Linked DNA regions of Mus musculus: region 1 is linked to region 2. Evidence: chromatin loops called from intact Hi-C (ENCODE). Cell type or tissue: heart. All regions are shown on one strand. Each heading gives the region's core, and the rest is flanking DNA. Links, peaks and the distances in the headings are about the cores only.

Region 1 (10,000 bases), core at 1,309-9,308, 220 kb before region 2:
TTTTAGCATTTCTAGCTGTCCTTTTTTTTTTCTCCTCCACATTTAATATGGTCATGATTATAAATAGTTAGAAATCATGTATGTGACTCATTCTGAGCAGACAAATTTTGGTGCTTTTGAAATGGCCTGGTGAGTAAGGAAAGAGTTAGCAGAGTGTGATGTGGCTTGAGAATTCTGTGCAGGCTGAGCACAGGAGTCTCCTCTTGGCTTTGAGCCAGGTAACAAAACCTTCTCTGGATTCCTGTGTCCAGACTAGCTTAAAGGACAGTATAGTGGACCTGGAAGCCTCCTGTGGCTGTCGGCTCGAATAGCCTTATGAGGAGCATCCTCAGATGTGGAGCTGTGAGGGAGTTCTCTGGGTACATGCATTTTCACACATCTGCACCTGGCCAGGCCCCAGAGTGAGCCTTAGTACTCAGGAATGCAATACGGACCGGCTGGGATGAATGCCACAGAATCTTGGCAGGTCAGGGCAAACATTATCTTGCTCCCATATGGTTTTTTTAGGGTCTTAAAAGGGAAACCTTACCTATTTCCTTAAACTGACATGCTGAATTTCCCCACGTACTCCAAAATCACTCAGTGAAAATAGATTTCAGAATACATATGTGACATTCGTGTATAGCATCTGTCATCAGTGTTCCAGTGCAGGCCGGTGGCTGGTGGGGATCACAAGCAGTTTGCATTTATGTTTAAATGGCTTATCTTTGAAAACCTGGTCTGACAGATGAAGACCATGAAAGATTGCATATTCTCAGCCTGTCCTTTCTGCTTTTTCTCCTGTGCACCTCCTGAAGTGCAGTGTGCAACTTCTCCATTGATGATGTCCTCCAGGTGAACACACCTCTTAGTGTTTTTCTTGTCTCTGAGATCCATCTTACCCATGCCCTGTGAAAACTGCTAGGATGCCCTCGTGCACCTGAAAGGCTCCTACTTTCATAGGCAATGATGACCTAGTGTATGTGAAGAGTGAATCTGTTTTTTATCACTCTTGAGCAAGCCCAGTCATTCTCACAGGGGACTTGACGCACAGTAGGCACTCATTAAATGTCGACTGACCTTTCTCCTCTCTTGCCTCATTCTTCAGTTCCTGATCCCTCCAGAGAACCATGCATAACCTGCCCGACAGTTTGGCTTCTTCCTCTACATGTTTATTATTAGAAGCTAAATAAAGTAGCAACACCTGTGTCAGCAACTTAGGGGCCTGAGCCAAGGGTAGCGTTTTGGTGGATTGTTCTTATTTCATTCTGCATCACACCCTGGTCCTTCTGAGTCCAGCATCTCTGAGGATGGTTGGTTTGCAGGCTTTAGGAATGGGTGTGCTGGTGTTTTCAGTCTGTCAGATGTTGCTGTTAACTTGTATCTGCGCCTGTATCTCTCCCCCCCACCCCCCATCTGCACACTCAGTCTAGAGCCAGGTCAGATATCTTTGACCTCATTTCTTTCACATTGTTTGTCTTTATTTATTTAACACCAGTGGTTTCCTGTTGGATTATTTAGATAGCAAAATCATTTCTCAGGGCAATAAGATTTTGTTCCACAAGTTAAAACAAGGGTAGTCTTATTAATAATTTAATAAGTCAACAATGGTTGGTCTTGGGTTCTTTGTTTTGCTATGTTTAATTACTAAGGTCATATAGTTTTCTTGGTCTGAATTTATCAGTCTAGCAAAGGAATGATAATCTAACAGCACACCTTAGTTTGTTAATGTCATAGTGTTTAGAATGTTACTGTCAAGTACTTGACATAGAGATGTTTCAAGTCTTTATTTTGTTCATTGTGTTGATGTTGGGGTGTGACTCTTACATCTTTTAAGTTATTGAGGCTGGAGGGTAGAAGTGGAACAGAATGGGAAATTACCTTAATTACTTGATTTTTATTTATTTATTTATTTACTTATTTGTCTAGTGTTCCTTAGTGAAAACTTACATAAAATTGTTTTTCATTTTAAAAACAAGGGCAGGTTTAAATGCTTTGAACATTATAGTTCTAGTCCATTTTCTGTATGTTGCTCAGCATCACTGATCTGCCTGCCAAGTGATCCTCAGGTGTGGGGTTGCAGCAGGTAATTTCCTCAGCAGTCAAGTACAGATGCTTTTCTGTGTTAGAAGATGCTATCGGCTCACCTGGCCTCCAAATGACAGAGAAATCCTTTGTTTATTCATTTAGTAGGCAGATTAACCCTAATGAAGATTGGCTTCCTGGAAACAGATACAGGTGATAATAGCAGATCCAGCAGGAAAGGAAGACCAATTCCCTTTTCTTTCTTCACTTTTAAATAATGGTGGCTTTCATGAGCCAGTGTCTTAAATGAGAAAGGAATGCAAAATATCTGAACCAAAAACGCAGATTTGAGTAGTCAACCTTTAAGTTTTAGTTTGAATGTCTTCCTATGCAGAGAAGTCTCTGATTTTGGAAAACAATTGGAGAGCCTTTCTATTTTCATTACTTTTAATTCCAAAGACTACTTCATAGTGTTTGCCCAGGCTGGCCTCAAATGTCTTACATTTAAATGAAAATACTCAAACACTTTCTGCAGGTTTAGGCAGAACTATCCTGTGGAGATGGCAAGTGGGTCCCTAACACGTCCTGTACTGAGAGCTCTGTGAGTGAGGCTATAGTGTCCCCAGCCTCTCTGCATGTGACATTAAGCTGTACTGTTGTGTGCGTTCCTTTCCAGTGTACAGGCTGCCTCAGTGCCACTACTCTCTGTTCTCAGGCATCGGAAGATCATTCATAGAGGTGCACCACGACTCCCCAAAAGTTCATGCAGCTGGTTGAGCTCTCTACTTTGATGGAGCTCTTGGTGATTGTTGCTGAAGACATTTTTATGATAGTTTCATGGATATTTGATGAAATTCTCAGTTAACAGCTAATGAAATGCACGGTTGCAAATGCAACTCTTAGTTTTGCTGGTTAAGGATGGGGCATTACAGCATCGTTCTGTGAATGGCTGAGAAGATCCGTTATCCCCAAGGCAAAATGTACAGGCACAGAAGTGAAACTCTCTTTATGTTCAACCAAGCTTTTCCAGATCTCACAGCTATGATTTATTCTGTGCTCTCTCCAAAGACTTCCAGAACGTCTTCCTTTACATAGCTTTATCCATTGGAGGAAAAGTTAAAATTCTTGCCCTCCCCATCTAATGCTGGGGGTGAGCTTTTCTGTGTGCTTCCGTAGCTGCCTTAAAATCTCTGGAATTTCAAGGAAGAAGTAGAAAAACAGAGTTCACCTTTGCATGAATGTTCAGAATTTATGATTTCTCTAGTTAGGGGCTTGAGCTTCTGCTGGGCTGGTGCTATGGAGACTCGTGTATATTGTGGGATATGTATGGAGTGGAGCAGTAATAAATTCTGAATGAATCTTTTGGTTTTTACTTAAGATTACTTTATCCTTAAAACTAATGTTTCTGTAACCTCTGACCAAGTACAGAAGATCCAGCATACTTCCAAGGGTGAAATTTTTCCTCGCCTGTTGCAAGCAGCGTAACTCATTCCAGTTGTGCCGGTGACTGCCTTGCGTGCATCAGAACTGTATTCATAAACTCCAGACCATCACCAGGCCAGAACACCATCCTTTAGTATTATTTACCTTCTGAGGGGGAGAAAAAGAAAAGAAAGTGATTGTGGTCCGTTATCTGTGTGCAAACCAAGGCCTTTTATTAAATGTCTCCACCACCACCCCCCCTTTCTTTAGTGAAAAACTGAAGGACAACAGTCATTATACGATTTTGTATTTTAAGTATTTTCATAATCCAACATAAATTGGCCCACCCAAGGATTATGTCTGCCTTGTAAGATGTGTTTATATAGCCATTGGGTGAAAGATTGCAGAAGTTGAACCACTGGTTTTGAAAGTTGAGCCAGGCCAGGGAAAATCAGGATACAATTTGGCACTTACGGAGACGAAATGATTTCCTTTTTAGCTGTTGATTTCTACTGGGAAATGTATCCTTGGACTGAAAATTGCATCCGGAAAAATGTTTATGTAGCGTTTTTTCAAGTGACTGATTATTCTTCTAACCTTTAACATGAACTGTGTCTAATTTTGGTCTTTCTTAACTCTTTCAGAACCAGGCCTTTTCCTTTGTAGGAAGCAATACAAATTCATGTTATCACTTTGCATGCAGAAGTATGTTATTTGCAGGACACCAATATTGTCAAATGTGTTAAGATTTCTTTCTGGGCTATTTACCCAAGCAGTCAGTAAAACACCCTGGATTAACCTCCCTTATCACAGGCTCTTAAGTTTTATATTAATGCATACCTTTAGAGATTAGGTCAGTCCACTTGAACAGCCATATGTCCTGCCTCTCTCCCTGTCTAACCACCACACATGAGGTAGAAGCTCTTTGACGTTTTCATGGGTGATATCTGACCCATGGTGCACGGACAAAGTTCAGTGCTTGCTAGATTTTCTCTTGTACACTCAGTGACCTCTCTGGCCAAGCTTTTGCTAAATCTTGTCTATTTTGGGCTCTATCTCTATGCAAAGGCCTGGGTTGATGGACGATTTAGTGTTCAGTTATCTCAGATGTCTATGACAGGGTGGCCTTGGTGATTATCTCTGTCCATTGCTCCTGTTCTAGTAGTGCTGTACAATGAATGGCTTCCAGCTACATTGTCTACTTGTAATTAATTCCCCAACTGCACCAGCTACATTATCTTATCATGATACCATATCATGTCCTAATGATGAGCAACACAGTGTATGCAGAGCCCTGTGGGATACAGTGGAACTTCAGTTTCACAGGGATTCCAAGGCCCATTTGTCTGAATTTCCCAGAGATGGAAATGAACAAGTTACCATAGTACAGAGTAGACTGATCCCTAATCTGAAATCTACCACTCAATACATTGGGGTATTGGAATATTTAGGAGGTTTTGATTAGGAATATTTAATTAATTAAGCCTGCATATATATTCTAGAATGCAAGATACTCTGACCCTGAGCAGTTTAGATGAGGTCTGTTAAGGCTGGTATGGTATGAAACCCATGTTCAGTACTTAAGTGTCCCTCCCTTCTTCCTTCCCTCCCTCCCTCCCTTCCTCCTTCCCTCCCTTCCTCCCTCCCCTCCCTCCTGCCCCCCTCCCGTCTCCCTTCCTTTTTCTTATTGCTTTATTGTTGAAGAAAGGAGACAAAATGAGAATTGTATTGATAATTGCACATTCACACACAACCTCTGCTATCCAAAAAGGACAAGCCAAGAAGCACACTCCTGAACACTGTGCAGGGGACGCCCTTCTATTCGGTACCCCTCTGAAGGAGGAACCTGCAGCGCATTTGTGTGGCATAGTGGAAGACACTCCTCAGAGAAACACCACAATTCCCCCTGAGCTTGGAAAAAGTGATTAAAGAATTCGAACGTAATTACCTCAAGTTTGGCTTTTCTTTTAAAGGACCCATTCATCTTAGAGATTCCCTGATAATCTAAGTCTGACAGCTGAATCCGTTTTTTTTTTTTTTTTTTTTTTTTTTTGGGAAGCCTTCCACCAGTAGAAGTGTGAGCAAGGATAAGCGCATAGAAGCAGTCCTACAGGAGGCCTGAGTGGAGTCAGCTTTGGCTTCTCTCAGGTTCTGTGCATGATTCAGAAGCAGGAGGTGATTTTAGTGGGTGTGCAGAGTCTCCTTTAGGTCCAGGCTTGACTTGGTGATACACAAGGTAGTGAAGTGCAGAGTGTGTGGGGCACCAGGAGGCATTCAGACAAATCACACTGCCTCTGTCGCTGCTTACAACTATGCAGTTGTATTTCAGAGACAGAGAAGTGATGGACAGATCTTCAGCTCTTCTCTGTTCTGAGTCCCTGAATGGCCATAGAAAGTTCCCAGCACTTGAAGAAAGGATGTAGGAAAAGAGCAAGCCAGCGAGTGTGCAGGGTGTGCAGCAGAATCTCTTGGCTTCTTTGTGTTGCCTGTGCACCATCATGTCCGACATCTGGAAGGCGACGGCATGTCTGCCGTCTCCTCCAGCATGGTTGTGCGTCTGCATCATTGTTCTAGCTGGTACATTTCTTTTCGTTTTTTTTCCCGGGGGGTGGGGGGAAAAGGGCAACTTTTGGTCTGTCACAGGGTCAAGTGATGATTAGTGGTTCCATCTCCCCTAAACACGTGACTTGCCCAGGAAAGCTAAGTCAGTTTCCAAAAATTTGGTAACCATTAGAGTGCTTCCTAAGTCACTTCCGGATGTCAGGCCCAAGGTGGAGAGGGGACGGGCTGTGCTGAGTGCTTGCCAGTTCTGCACCGAGGGGATTTGGTTTGGCAGCTGATTGAGCCAAGGAAACACTCCTGCAAGTGCGGGGCTAGACAGGAAGCACTTTTGAAAGTGCTGTTTTGATAGAGGATCATGAGATCAGGCGACTAGCTGTGAACTTTCCACATTGCCTAGGCCTTGCAGCACTGTGCTGGGGACCCGAGGGGAGAGGGAAGGAAAGGAAATCAAAGGAGCTAAAGGCCTAGGAAATTTTCTGGGGAGCCTCAAAAATTACAAATTTCTTTGAAGTAGAGGACCTTACTAGATGATTCATTTCTTGTTTGCTGTTCAACATTCCAAGGCCACCGTTCACCTTTCCTTCCATTCTTAACAAGGTTGTTAACCTAGAAAACCAGTACAAGCCCCGTCCTTTCTGACCACCTTTCTACAGCTCTCGGAAGATCACTCTTCCAAGGGAAGCAGCACATTGAACAAAGGTTGTACTTTCGTAAGATAGACATTTTATAATGATCAATTTTGACAACTTGGCCTGGCCGCCATGTGTCTCCCAGCCCTGTCGGTGGGTGGGTATTTGTCAAGAATGAGAATATGTCGGAGTCAGGCTGCTTTATAGCGGCCAGATTGGAGTTTCAGCTTCTAGGATTTTCGACATCGCTGACGCCCTCTGGCAGCATAGAGGGGCTGTGCTGTCCTTAGGGATCCTGTTGGAGAAGAGCTTCCTGCCCACGGTTTTGTCACCCACAGACTTTTTAAAAATTATTATTATTTTTTAATGTCTCTCCTTGGAAATGACTCTTTGATTCGTCCAAATCTTTCAGAAGTCTGCAGGAGTCAGACCTAGCTGTTGCTCACAGCCAACGTTTCAGTTGTGTAAGGCAGTGTTGCAGACTGAAAATGAGAAGGAAAATCCCCTTCTGTTGGCAGGGGGATGTGCAGCTCTGCTTAGACCAGCAGCGCCTCTTGCTTTGTTACTTTTGTTCATAAGAGGTACTGCCGTATCCCACGGCCTCATCACCCACACTGCGGCTGCCCTTCTGTAGACAGCTGGTATTTCCCTCATGGAGTGTATGTTAGTGCTGGCCCATGGGATCTGCAAGATATAGCCACATACTTTGGAGATAGCTGAAAGACCGCCTTCACCTTTACCAAGTTTCTATGCCTGTTTTTAGATCACTGTGACACCTCAGTGTAAAGCTCACTCAATTGCTTATCAGGACTTAATCATCATCACACAAGTATTTGAATTCTGTCTCCCAGGGCTCCTAAAAAAAACCCAGCAAACAAAATGTCTTCCCAGTTAATTATGGGAAACTATTCACTACAATTTCCTTGTCATTTTAACTCTCTTATATCCAAAAGAATAATCAATACAACCCTTAGACCCCATTCATCAGAATACCACACAACTGATTCTTAATTACTTGTTGCCTGGAGCACTGTATCCAGACTGGTCCCAAGGCCATTAGTCATTGTAACCCTGCCACTTTCTCCAGTACAGCCCCCCAAAAACCCTAGCCATAGTGTAGATTTTTTCCATCTCACTTCTGCCCTCGAGGACCTTTGCTTGTCTGCTATTTTACAACCTGACATGTTTGGAGTGGGGATGTAGATGGTGCTTGCTTTACACCCGTCCCAGCATCCTAAGATCTTGGCAGAGTTTTTCATCCCAGAATCACAACAGGTGATAGTTTCAGTTCCAAAGAGGAAAATGGGGGCTGTTTTTTTAAATATAGATTAGAAGGTGGGTCTTGCTTTCATGATTTTGGGTCCTTTGCTCTTTGTTGTTGTAGGGTCTTCAGTAAAATTTAATGACACACATACTTGTGCTTATAAACCACGGTTGGCTGGCATGGAATCGAGCTCCTTGGTGTGGAGGGCAAGGTCTATGGGGCACCCAACCATGTGGGAAGTGTCACCCCCATGAAACCTTACACGAAGACACGAAGGAGCAGAGTACAGTGTAGTTGGAACAGTGAGTCTTAGCTCCTGAGCAGATGTCTGACATAAACAGTAGGTCTTTGGCTAAGGGCTACCTGTGATGTCTTTGAATAGCCCGACCTGTGTACAGTCTTTCACAGGCGGATAGGTTAAGGGCGTTTTAAATTTCACATTAGGAAAGCTGATTTTTCTTTTGGGAGTCATGGCCTCAGCTCTTAGCTTGTTCATTTGCAGAATCACCGTCTCGGTTGGTTTATAGCAGAATTTGCTTTCTAGTGTCCTAGAAGAACTTACCACTATACTAGACTATATTCCTTCTAAAAATAAAGGAAGTTAGTTTCTGTATTTACATAAATCTTTTTAGCACTCCAGCCCATTAAGACACTTAGAATAAATGTTCAGAAATTAAAATATCCCTGAATTTTGGGGAGTCTTAGCAACTCAGTAGCATGCATAAGAAATAAATGAAGTGTGTTTTAGAGATAAAGAACTGGGGCATTAGAACCTGGCAGGTTGGGGCATGTCTGTGACCCTAGCGTGTGGGAGGCAGAGGTAGGAGGATTATGACGGTGAGATCCAGCCTGGGCTACACAGGGAAAGCCAGAAAATCAGGTTAATAAATAACTCATATTCTACTTTCTGCCTGCACCTTCTCCATAATTGGCATTCTTTCAGCTTTTAAGCCATTCGTAAGACCTGAGATTGTTTATATGGGGAATAGAATTCTAGGCTCTAGAGTAGCAGTTTTCAACCTGGGGTTTGGGACCCATTTGGGGTCACATATGAGGTACCTGCATATCAGATACTATCATTACGATTCATAATAGTAACAAAATTACAGTTATGAAGTAGCAAGAAAAATAATTTTATGAGGGTGTCACCACAACATGAGCAACTGTATTAAGGGGTCACAGCATTAGGAAGGTCACAGCATTAGGAAGGTCACAGCATTGGGAAGGTTGAGAACCATCGGTTCTAAACAATCTTCTGCACCTAGCCAGCTCAGTTAACTTGAATAAAGAAATCATCAATGATCTCTAACCAATTATAGTTAACTTGGGTTATCTCCAAGATACTTTTTAGTAGGGGATAATACTACGTCTTTATAACTTTATAAACTAGAAACTATACTTTGTAAAGTAAATACTAGAAGGTTCTTAGGCCAGAATGGTTTCTTTCTTAGTGATGTCATTGAATACAGGTAAGAAGGAAGTTTTGATGGTAATAGTCTAATTTATCTGAGGTTCCATTGGGGCTACCAAGTTTTGATTTAGGTGTGAAATTATTAAGGCTACAAATTACAATCTATTAAACAAATTTGTGATCATTTGTAGTTAAAATGAAATGATATTCCAAACTCCTGTAATTAAGTCTATCCAATCTCTGTTTGCCTTGGCGTCCTGCTGGCCCTGCCCGCCTTTTTCCTGCACTGGGGCCTTTCCTTCTTGTGACCTCTGGGCCTTTTCAGCCTGTGGTGGGCACTTGTCTGTTTTTCTTTCCCCGAGAGTGCTGAGTAGTGACTTGCGGTGTGGATTCTGATTTATCACAGAGCAGAGCTGCCCCTCAGGGGCTGAGCAGCAGCACTCATGAAGGAACCCTGATTAAAAAGAGTGGTGATGAAGACAAATGCTTCAGAGGGAGTTGAGAGAAAACCAGTCCTTGGCGTTCCCCACAGCCCTCTGAGCTTTTGAAAAGGAGGTGGTGGTAGCCAAAGGAAATATTTCTTCTTTGTTGTTTATTTCTCCTGGTGATGGAGCTGGCTTTCCTTTCCTCCTGGGTGTTCTGATTCTCACTTGTTAACTGCTTTTCATGCAGGGTTGTGATTAGCCCCTGGCAGATGCCTTGCTGTGC
Region 2 (10,000 bases), core at 1,117-9,116:
CCGCTCACCCCTAGAGGGACTGACTGGGAGGGGGGAGTACCCCCATCTCCCTACACCACCACCACCACCCCTGTCCCGCACGCCTCTGTTCCCACCCTTTTCAGTCTCCTCAACCCCACCTTCCCTAAGCTTAGTGGCAACAGCTGTTCATCCCAAACTGGACGAGAAGAGACCTTCAGAACACCTCGGTACACCCTGACCTCCCCCACTCCTGTCAGTGGGGGCTGTGGCCCAAAGAGACTGCAGAAACTCAGTCCCTTCTCTCTTTGCACACAACGTCCCGCACTGGATCCGCTTTTGTATTTTCTAACTACTCACAGGGGACTGGAACAGGGGCCAGATCTTAGGGCCTCTGGTAGGGGAGAGTTGAAAGATCCAGCCAGGCATTTTGGTGGACATCAGCCCTAGCCCAGTTCAGGCTGGGATGCACATTGCCCCCAGGTACCCCTGCTCAGTTCTAAAACAGGAGTGAACTGAGACCTAGAGCGATAGAGAGGAAGAAGGAAAGAGGCCTCCCCTTGCCCTTGCTTCCCTGTTGGCTCATGGAGAGATTTGTCTGTCTTATCTTTAAGCCCTTGTCCCCTGGTCCTGTACTGTTCCATGAAGGGAAGTGCAGTTACCGAGGCCGTGTCAAAAGTGCACGTCTTGTCCAATAAATCTCGCTGCAATTGGTGTTCATTCCTGAGTTGCTGGGGTCAGGGTCCTATCCAAACACGGAGCAAAGTCCTGTAGGTCTGACCGTGGCACTGGCTCCCAACACCCACACCCTCACTATACACAAGTGTCCAGGGAGCCTGTCTTGGGAAGAAAAGGGGAGGAAAACCTTCCCACTGGAATTTAGGTGTGGCCTCACTGAAGTCCAGTCTCTAAGATTCTTGCCTGTTACCAGAGCCTCTGACTTCTGGAGGAGCCAAGCTTGGACCTCCTTCCAAGTCCTGCCCCTACTATGTGGTGGGTTGCTCAAGGAAGAGAGCTTGCCCTTGCCTGTGGCCTTGTCTTAGAGCACTTGAGAACCTCTCTCTCACTCCGAGAAGATGGAGAGCCTGTTGACTAAAGTTGGGTATCCTCTGAAAGTTGGAACACCTCTGATAGCAAGTTCTTGGGTTTTGTTGTTTTGTTTTGCTTCTGAGCCCAGGTTTCAGGTAACTCAGGCTAACCTCAGGTAGCTCTGTGCAGCCAAGTATAACCCTGAACTGATCTTGCTACCTCCTGTGCTGGCACCCCTCAAGGGCTGAGATTTGAGGCATGAGCCACCATATGCCTAAATTCTTGCTTCTGTTTCCTCCCTCCTATTGTGGACCTGAGTGGCGACAGAGAGACAGCTGTCCACAGACAAGCATGGTGATCAGGAAAGAGACTGATGCAGTTCTGGCCCCTCTTCCTTCACCTGCACCTCCCAGAGACCCCAGAGAAGTCCTGGAAGGACGGAAAGAAACCCACTGAGCCAGGTGTGCCTTAAGGTGGAGTTTTTAATGGAACGGTTAAGTTCACAGACAAGCAGCCTCCCAGTCAGAGCTGGGCCAGCATCTGGGCCCCTGTCCTTTCCATAGCCCACATTCAACCCCTAGTACCTGAAGAGAAAATTTAATATTTAGGCTCTTTCACCAGATCTGAAATCACACTTTGCTCCTACCTGGGCTCCTGGGAGCTGAGAAACCCTGTGTCAGAAGAAAGCTTGGGAGAAAGACAGGAGTGACAACCCAAGACCTAGGCCCAGCAAGCTGGGACTCCCCAGAGGAGCAGCTTTTCCCGTTTGGGGAGCATTCAACATAGATATGTCTGGCACAACCCCTGTCCCCAGCTGGAGCAGCACTTTAGTCAATAGAGGACAGAGGAGGGTGCCATGGGCTGCTCTTTGCACAGAGCTGGTGGCTTGGCTGATCAGGGATGGTAGAGAAGCTCTGCATAGCATGACCCCTGCACCCACCCTTCTGCTACACAAAGATGGGACCTTTCTCAGCCCCGCAGGGGACCTACGGACCCTGGCCCAGCCCTTTACAGTGGGCAAAAAAACAGATGTGGCCTCCTCCAGTCAGGGAAAGCAGTGGGTGTAGCGCTGGACGTGCTGGCTGAGCTTGCAGGACAATCTGGTTATTCATCTGCTTGCAGTCAGGGCAAGTCTAAGTAAATGGGGGAAGGGTGAGGATCAGAGAGCTTAGATAAGCCGGCCCCATAGCGGCTGCGGGTTGCAGTTCAGGTTATCTGAAAGGCCCTGGGCCTGGCCTCCAGCTAATTGGGAAGGTTAGGGACCCAGCCACAGCCTGTAATCAGCTGAAGGTGAGAGCTAGACCGGGGACCTTACTGCCACTAACCCTAGAGGGGCCAGCTTCTTATCCTCTACAGATAACATCCGAAACAACCTCAACCTCTCCCCCCCCCCCCTTAACCCCTAGACCGCATGATACCATCACTCAGAAAGCCATCAGAACATGAATCTAATTGTGACTGGGCCAGGTGACCTTGAGGAAGGCAAGTGACCTCCTACTTCTCACAGCACTACCTACTTACGGGGCTCCCTTTCAATCTGGGAGGAAGAGGCTGCTGGGAACTGGCCACTCATAAGGTATGGCACTGTCTGGGAGTGAATCAGTAAAAAGCCCAATGGTCCAAGAGCAAAAATCACACAAAACACAGACACAAGGGCCGACTCTGCCAGGAGCATGCAGAAGACAGCCACTGGGCTGTAACTGAGGATAATTTCCTAGTGATCGGTTCTAAATGTTAAAGATCGGAGACTAACCCCCACTCATTCCACCCTCCTTTTATTGATGACAAGCCTGAGCCCCCAAGAAGGGCAGGGACTTTGCCAAGGTCATGGAGTCACAGCTAGTCAGCTGACCCCTGTCTGCACCTTGCTACCCTGTGAGCTGTGTCTTGTTCCTGTTCAGCCACCTGAAGCCCAGCTGATCTCTCTCTCTCTCTCTCTCTCTCTCTCTCTCTCTCTCTCTCTCTCTCCCTCCCTCCCTCTCTCTCTCTCTCTCTCTCTCTCTCTCTCTCTCTCTCTCTCTCTCTCTCTCTCTCTCGTGCCCCCAGGACATTCCCAGACTTCACACACACACACACACACACACACACACACACACACACACACACCTGCAGACCCTCCCGCAGACCTGGTCTGTAAAGCCAGAACCAGTGGAGTTTCTGGGATGCCAGTGTGGCTTTGCTCTCTGAGCAGGACAGCAATACCACCTTTCTAAGGAGTGGATGTGGGATTCCATTCTGGCTTTTCCACCTGGAGCCATGTGACCTTAGGCAAATTAGCCTCTAGGTAGGCTTCTGATTCTCATCTGTAAGGAGAGGGACTGTGAAGAGCAGCAGAGACTGGCATGGCAGACGAAAAGGGACCGCTGTGGGTCAGAAAGGTGCTTAGAGGCTACTGCCCCGTAGCTCTTTGGTAGGGGTGGGACTGCGGGGACACCCACAGATTGTGACCGCGCTGTACCCCAGGTACTCTTGAGAACCAGCCTGCAGTGCCCACAGACCAGCCCCGCCCCACTGTTGTCGGTAGGCCTATATTGGGGACCCTTCTCAAGTCGGTTCGCTCTTGTGAGATCCCAAACACGCACCACGTCCAGGCTCAAGTTCAAGACTGGCACCTCACTTTTGCCACCCAGTGTGTACCAAGAGCGACAGCTGCACCTCCTGGGACCAAGGCTCAGGGTAGCAAGTATTTAGCAGTTTTTTAGGAGTTATACGATTCCTAAAGCTCCCCCAAATCGACTATAACCTATCTTCCTAACCGCGTGATCTCTCACTATGCAAAGAAATGCCCGCCCACCGGAGCAAGTGTGTCCCTGACAGAGACAGTTTGGTTGGGCCTCGCCTTTGCATTAACCTGGAAGGCAGTGGCCATACAGGAGGTAACTGTTCCAATACTTCCCATAACCTGATGAGGAAGTGGTCCCGCGGCTGGTCCTGGCACCAGACTAGGGGCACAGCGTCACCAGAAAGAAGGTCGGGCAGCCCACTCTTCCCGCGCCGCCTGCCGCACCCCAGCCTGTTGGCCAGACCCTGCGCTGGGTAATTGGGACGAAGAGAGCCGGCCGGCGAGCGGCTCCAGGGAGACTGCAAGCCTGTCAGCCACAATTTGTTTAAGTGGACGGGACAGGCTGGGCCGCCGGGGGCTGGGGTCACCGAGGCCGCGGCCCCCAGCCTGGCCAGACCCAGGACCGCGGGGGAGCCCAGCCCTACTGCTTAACCGGGCTAGCTGGCGCCAAGGCTCTGGAAGGCGCGGGTCCGGTGGAGAAGCCATGGATGGGAACAACGAATGCACCTAGTGTCTTCTACCGACCACTTTTCCTAAGCATAGGGCCACACATGTCACCCCAGCTTTTCCCGGGCACATTTATAAGTCAAGGCGCGCTTAGTACCCAGTTATTGGTGCTCACGTGCCCTCACTCAACTCTGCCACAGGACTACACATTCCCCAGCCTTCCCGCATCCATTCTATGAGGGCTCAGGCAAATCTTCACGCATGCAGACATCCGCAGGGACCTATGCTATTTAGAGATCAACTCTTGAGAGAGGACTTAGCCTTATCTCTTGACCATTCTCGATGTAACTCGGCCAAAAGACGGACCCGGCAGCCCTGCCAGGCTTGGGAGGGCAGTCCCCTCCGGCCCAGGCTACTGGTGCTGGATTTGATTGTTGCGGGAAGCTAAGACTACAGACCACGTGAAAGGGGCCTGGGACCACGAAGCCAGCGCCTGCCCGACGCCCCCGCCCAGAACTGCCTGGGAGAGGGAGGGGCGGCTGAGCGCGCGTCCCCCACCCGTCTGCGGGTCCCGGCCGATGCGAAGTGACAGGGGCCGGAGCTTTGTTGTGGAGCCTCGGCCGCCTGGCGCCAGGCGCCCTCGTCCGTGCCCTCCCCCTCCAGCCCCGGGCGGCCCGCGAGGCGCCCCCCGGGGCCTCTTAAAGAGACACGCACACTCTGCCCAGGGGACTCCCCCAGGGGCGCCTGTTCCTGGGAAGGGGAGATGAGTGGGGGTAGACCCAGGCGGGGGTAGGGCGAAGCAGGAGTTGCGAGCCGCAAGGCGCCGCTCGAGAGGCTGCTTAGGCCGCCCCAGCACCAGTTTTCGATGCTACAAGGATATTCTAAGAAAATTTTGTTGGGGATGGGTCGATAAAGAATCTTAAGAGCGGCTAAAGCAGGTCATCCAGGTGACTACGTGATGGGGGTGGGGGTGGGGGGGTGGCTGGAGCTGTTGGTGGAAACCCAACCTGCCCTGAAAACGTCTCTGACCAGTCGCAGGTCCTTAGCTCTATAGGTGGGATTCAGATCCCCTAATGTAGCCACTGGGCGACAGCTGTCCGATTTCGTGGACCAATAACTCAGACCTTCATGTTTTAACTCTCAGGCCTAAACGGGTAGACCAGCTACTGTATGCTACCCAGGAAAATGACCAAAATACATACTTCGATACATACACATTTTTACAAGGTACTAAAGTGCCTGTCCCCATACACACAACTTAGCAAATGTCCTGCCAACTCGGAAAGCTGAACTGACTACTTCTTGTTCACCTCACTAACTGTCCAAGTGTGTTCAGACACATCTCTCCTGGAGGAGCCACATCCTGTCTGAATTGGAAGCAGTGCAAAGCTGCAATGGATCTCTCACCGGCTGCGAACACCGCGAAGCTAGAGCTGAAGGTTCACTGTGGGCAGAGAAAAGAGTGAGAAAAGCGACCTAGGAGTAAGGTCCTGAAGAAAAACCCAGTGGGGCAGGCGCGCACAGGGTTATGAAGAATTACAAGCGCCTGGTGTTGGCTCAGATGTATAGGAAAAAAGGTCGTGGAGGCCAAACGACTCCTGCTGGTCTCAACCCCGTACTGCCGGGGGCAACTAGCTTTTAAACGCCTTTCTGGGCGGTCAGCTACCAAGTGCCTGAAGACCTGGTGTATGCAGCGGAGGGGCAAGCTGCCTGGGCCACTTACGTGGTAGGTGCCTACCACGGGGACATAGGGCTGGAGCGGCAGAATTCGCTTATACTGGTTGGGAGGGTGGGAGTATCCACTGTGGCTAGTTCACACCCTGCTTCCCCTCCCCAACAAGCACAAGGGTGTGAGCCTCAACCCTAAACAGGCAAGTGTATGATCGTTTTACTCTGGGCACACCTGATTATGGTTTTACACACACACACACACAGAGAGAGAGAGAGAGAGAGAGAAAGAGAGAGAGAGAGAGAGAGAGAGAGAGAGAGAGAGAGAGAGAGAGAGAGAGAGAGAGAGAGAGGAAGATGCATTGGGGCTGTTGCCAGAGAGATAACGAAGACTGATCGTCGAAGGGGGTGTTCACACTTGCTGGCAAACACCTCGATTCCCATCCGCATTACTCAGCTTTCCTGAACTAGGGAGCCTTGAGCTTCCAAGGGACGGAAACAATCTCTAGAGAAGTGACTGAGAAGAAAAGATGCCAGAGTTTAGGAAGAGATAGATGGGCTTGCATCTCCAGTACCGGATGCGGCGAAAATTCCTTCTGGCGCGTGTGGAGAATCTGAGTTCTAGGATCAACTAGCGCGGCACCGCCTTGGGCTCTGTAGAAGGTGCGCTCACCTACCTGGTCCCAAGGATCCATTTTCCTACTCGCCAGAAGGTTTTGGCTTAGTGACCTGACACAGACCTTCTTTAGGCTAAATGCCCGGCCCTTCTGGAACCCCAGGTTCCTGAGTCTACGAGGGGAGGAGCAGGTGGGGGTGGGGACCCTTCGTTTCCCCAGCGCAAGGCGGCGTCCCGTTCCCGCCCGTGCCGGCCCCATCAGGGTTCTGCCATGGCTCCCCACTCACCGGCTCCGGACACCTGATTCGGCTCCGGGACCTCGGCCGCCCGAGCCTCCTGATTTGCCCGCCCACCGGCCTCGCTTTCCAGTGCCCGCAGCCTCCCTCTGAAGTGCATGGACCCGGGGCGGTGACCGGGAGTGGGGTGGGAGGCCAGGCTGGGTCGCAGGCAAGAGCGGCCGGGCCTCCCGGCGCGGGAGGGAAAGGGCGCCCCCTCTCCTCTCCGGAACGTGTCAATGCTTTGCACTTGGGGCCGGCATGCGGCTAGGGGGTCCTTCCCCAAGGCCCCGGGACCCGGGCGCCCCCTGCCTCAGGCCCTTACGGCGGGTCAGATCGGTCCTCTGCGCTTTCCAGCCCTCGCCCAGGCAGCGGCGGGCGCGGGCGGCGAGGTGGGGGCCAGGCCAGGGGGAGGGGTCTCGGGGCCCGCTGGCCCGTCATTGGTTAATATTTTATTCTGTTGACATGTTTTCTTACTGCTGAGGCTTCCGACACCTTCTCCCTGGCCTCCCCTCCCGTCCAGAGCTTGGCCTGAGCTGTCAAAACCCCGCCCCCGGAGACCCACAATTGGTCCAAAAAGCGTAAAATCAGCAATCAAGGGGGGCCTGGCTCGTTAGCGCAGGGGATCCGAACAGGGCAGGACATGTGAGATAGTCACAGTTTTCCAGAGATCAGGACAAGATCTAACCAGTCGCGCGTGGTCCCCGGCGCCGGAGCCGGCCAGCCCAGCCCAGCCCAGCCCAGCCCAGCCCCGCGCAGCGCCCCCTCCGCCCCCGCGTCCAGAGCCCTGCGCCCCTTGAGGTGCGCGGGACGGGGAGCCGGGAGAAGCCGCTGCCGCGCCCGCCGCCCGGGCCGTCCGTCCTCCGCGCGCGCCGCCGCCCGGGCCGGGGGTCCGAGGCGCGCGCCCCCGGCCCCGGCCCCGGCTCCCAGGAGCCTGGGCCGGATGTCCCGATGAGAGAGCCGGCGCTGGCAGCCAGCGCCATGGCTTACCACCCGTTCCACGCGCCACGGCCCGCCGACTTCCCCATGTCCGCCTTCCTGGCGGCAGCGCAGCCCTCCTTCTTCCCGGCGCTAGCGCTGCCGCCCGGCGCGCTAGGCAAGCCTCTGCCGGACCCGGGCCTGGCGGGGGCGGCGGCCGCGGCAGCAGCGGCGGCGGCGGCGGCCGAGGCGGGGCTGCACGTCTCGGCACTCGGCCCGCACCCGCCCGCCGCGCATCTGCGCTCGCTCAAGAGCCTGGAACCCGAGGACGAGGTGGAGGACGACCCCAAGGTGACGCTGGAGGCCAAGGAGCTGTGGGACCAGTTCCACAAGCTGGGCACCGAGATGGTCATCACCAAGTCCGGGAGGTAGGACGGGCCGGGCGGGCGGGCTCGGGGACCGCACAGCACCCACCACCACTGGGTCGATGCTCTCTCGGATTGCCCCCGCTCCGGCCCTGGCGCCACACTCCTTTCCACAGACAAGCAAGCTGACTTTTTTTTTTTTCCGTTTGGCTCCGGAGCGAATTAAAAAAGAAAAAGAAAAGCAAACATCTCTCGATTGAAATAAAACGAAAACACGTTCCTAAAGAATAGTCCCAACTGTTCTGAGTCTCAAAGCCCCGGAGACTCTGGCGGGTCTCCACAGCCCCTTGCGGTCTCACTGTTTTTTTTTTGTTTTGTTTTGTTTTGTTTTGTTTTGTTTTTGTTTTTGTTTTTTCCGTCTCCTGGACGGTCTGGAAGTTCCTAAGAAAAGGGATCTTTCCCGGATTCTCCGCTCTGATCACTGGAGTCCATAGTGGGACTAGCATCCCGCCTCCTGCTAGCTCCAGGCTGACCACTTGGTTCCGGCAGAGAGTTGTCCAGCCCACAGCTAGGCCTTGGAGAGAGTCTTGCTTGTCCTTGGAGCTTGGAGCACTGGACCAGCCACCTCTTGAGGCCTTAAAGCCAGAAGAAAAATAAAATCCCCAATCTTCCCAGCACTCCAGTCTCTGAAAGTCCAGGCCTCAGGTTCACCCTGTTCCCCCGAAATTCTAGGCTAGGGTTCCCTGATTAAGCCTCTAAATCGTTTCTCCCAGACAAAGACCTTGATAGTTTATTTCTTCAAGCCCTGTCCCAAGAGTTTATTTCCTCTCTACGAATTTCAAGGCAATTCAGAAAAGCCTAGTGTATCTCTAAAGGGCCTAGTTTCCTTTCCTGGGCATCAACCCTCATCTTAGATCAGAGTGGAGGAAAGGTCTCCAGACTGAGTGCAAAACGCATCCAAAGCTTTACAAAACAGGCTCTGGCCGGCAGAAATAGGATGTCTTGGGAGTAAGAAGCACAGGCTGGGTCTTTCCAGGTAGCAACACAGCACAAGTGGAGGACATTGTGACAAATTATGTAGATAGGGAAGCTTCAAGTAGGATGTCATGTCATTGTCGGGAAGGTAAAGGGACAAAAAAGAGCCGGGTCCCAATGGCATGTCCCCCTTCCCTCCCTCCGAGGCGGATGTTCCCCCCCTTCAAGGTGCGAGTCAGCGGCCTGGACAAGAAAGCCAAATACATCCTGCTAATGGACATCGTGGCTGCCGATGACTGCCGCTATAAGTTTCACAACTCCCGCTGGATGGTGGCAGGCAAAGCCGACCCCGAGATGCCTAAACGCATGTACATCCACCCGGACAGTCCGGCCACAGGGGAACAGTGGATGGCCAAGCCTGTGGCCTTCCACAAACTGAAGCTGACCAACAACATTTCTGACAAGCATGGCTTTGTGAGTGTGGGCAGGTTGGGAAGGTGTTGAGAGCCCAGGGGCCCCCACAGTCGAGTGGGTAGAAGGAAGCTAGAGGATTTCTAGAGGGGAGCATTAGTTGAACACCCCCCACCCACAGTGCCCCTGTCTGTGGCCCAGGCAAACTGGGCCTAGGCTTCCAGAGCCCTGTTCTGCAAGCCTGAGGAAAAGTATGTCGACTGTTTGTGGAAAGCTCCAGGCTGCTCTCAATCTCAGTTTCTTTCTAACAGAATTTTGAGAGCCCCTCCTAGAATCAAGGGTGAAGCAGGTGCTGTAAGGAATGGGTCAAGCCGCCCGAGTCCTGTGGAGGTCACCCTGCTAAGGACTTGGAGATATGCAGCTTGGACACCTGCTTGTCTCCTGTAGCTAACCCTTACCCTATGGTGAGGGAATCCAGACATTAAATCTGCTCTCCTCCAGCCTTCTGGAGATCTCTGCTCTATTAAGGCAGATGTCCAGCCAGGGAACATAATGA

What was found. Peaks named below come from ENCODE experiments on the same cell type or tissue, not always from the same donor. Only the 100,000 strongest peaks of a DNase experiment are listed, where the experiment ranks them.
Region 1: a loop joins it to region 2, with 2.1 times the contacts of the local background. A loop is called at or near these places in 3 of 42 quality-filtered maps.

The regions. Positions count from the first base shown.
Region 1 is chr11:85,609,343-85,619,342 of GRCm38, forward strand. The region is part of intron 22 of Bcas3 (breast carcinoma amplified sequence 3); the gene reads left to right. Among named protein-coding and RNA genes, the nearest start is that of Bcas3os1, 110 kb to the right of the region's middle. In heart, for the core only: no CTCF peak of the experiment used is centred there; a DNase peak (open chromatin) is centred at 6,239; H3K27ac peaks cover 1,202 bases.
Region 2 is chr11:85,825,381-85,835,380 of GRCm38, forward strand. Tbx2 (T-box 2) reads left to right here and starts at 7,235. Exons shown (of 7, transcript NM_009324.2): 1 at 7,235-8,121; 2 at 9,240-9,507. The coding sequence starts at 7,727. It overlaps 2610027K06Rik (RIKEN cDNA 2610027K06 gene), which reads right to left and starts at 7,008. Exons shown (of 5, transcript NR_077059.1): 1 at 6,788-7,008. Bcas3 (breast carcinoma amplified sequence 3) reads left to right here. Exons shown (of 24, transcript NM_001166643.1): 24 at 1-678. RefSeq lists an enhancer at 4,755-5,140 and a promoter at 6,770-7,760. In heart, for the core only: CTCF peaks have their summits at 5,834 and 7,016; DNase peaks (open chromatin) are centred at 4,711, 5,860 and 7,321; H3K4me3 peaks cover 5,998 bases; H3K27ac peaks cover 7,802 bases; H3K27me3 peaks cover 6,449 bases.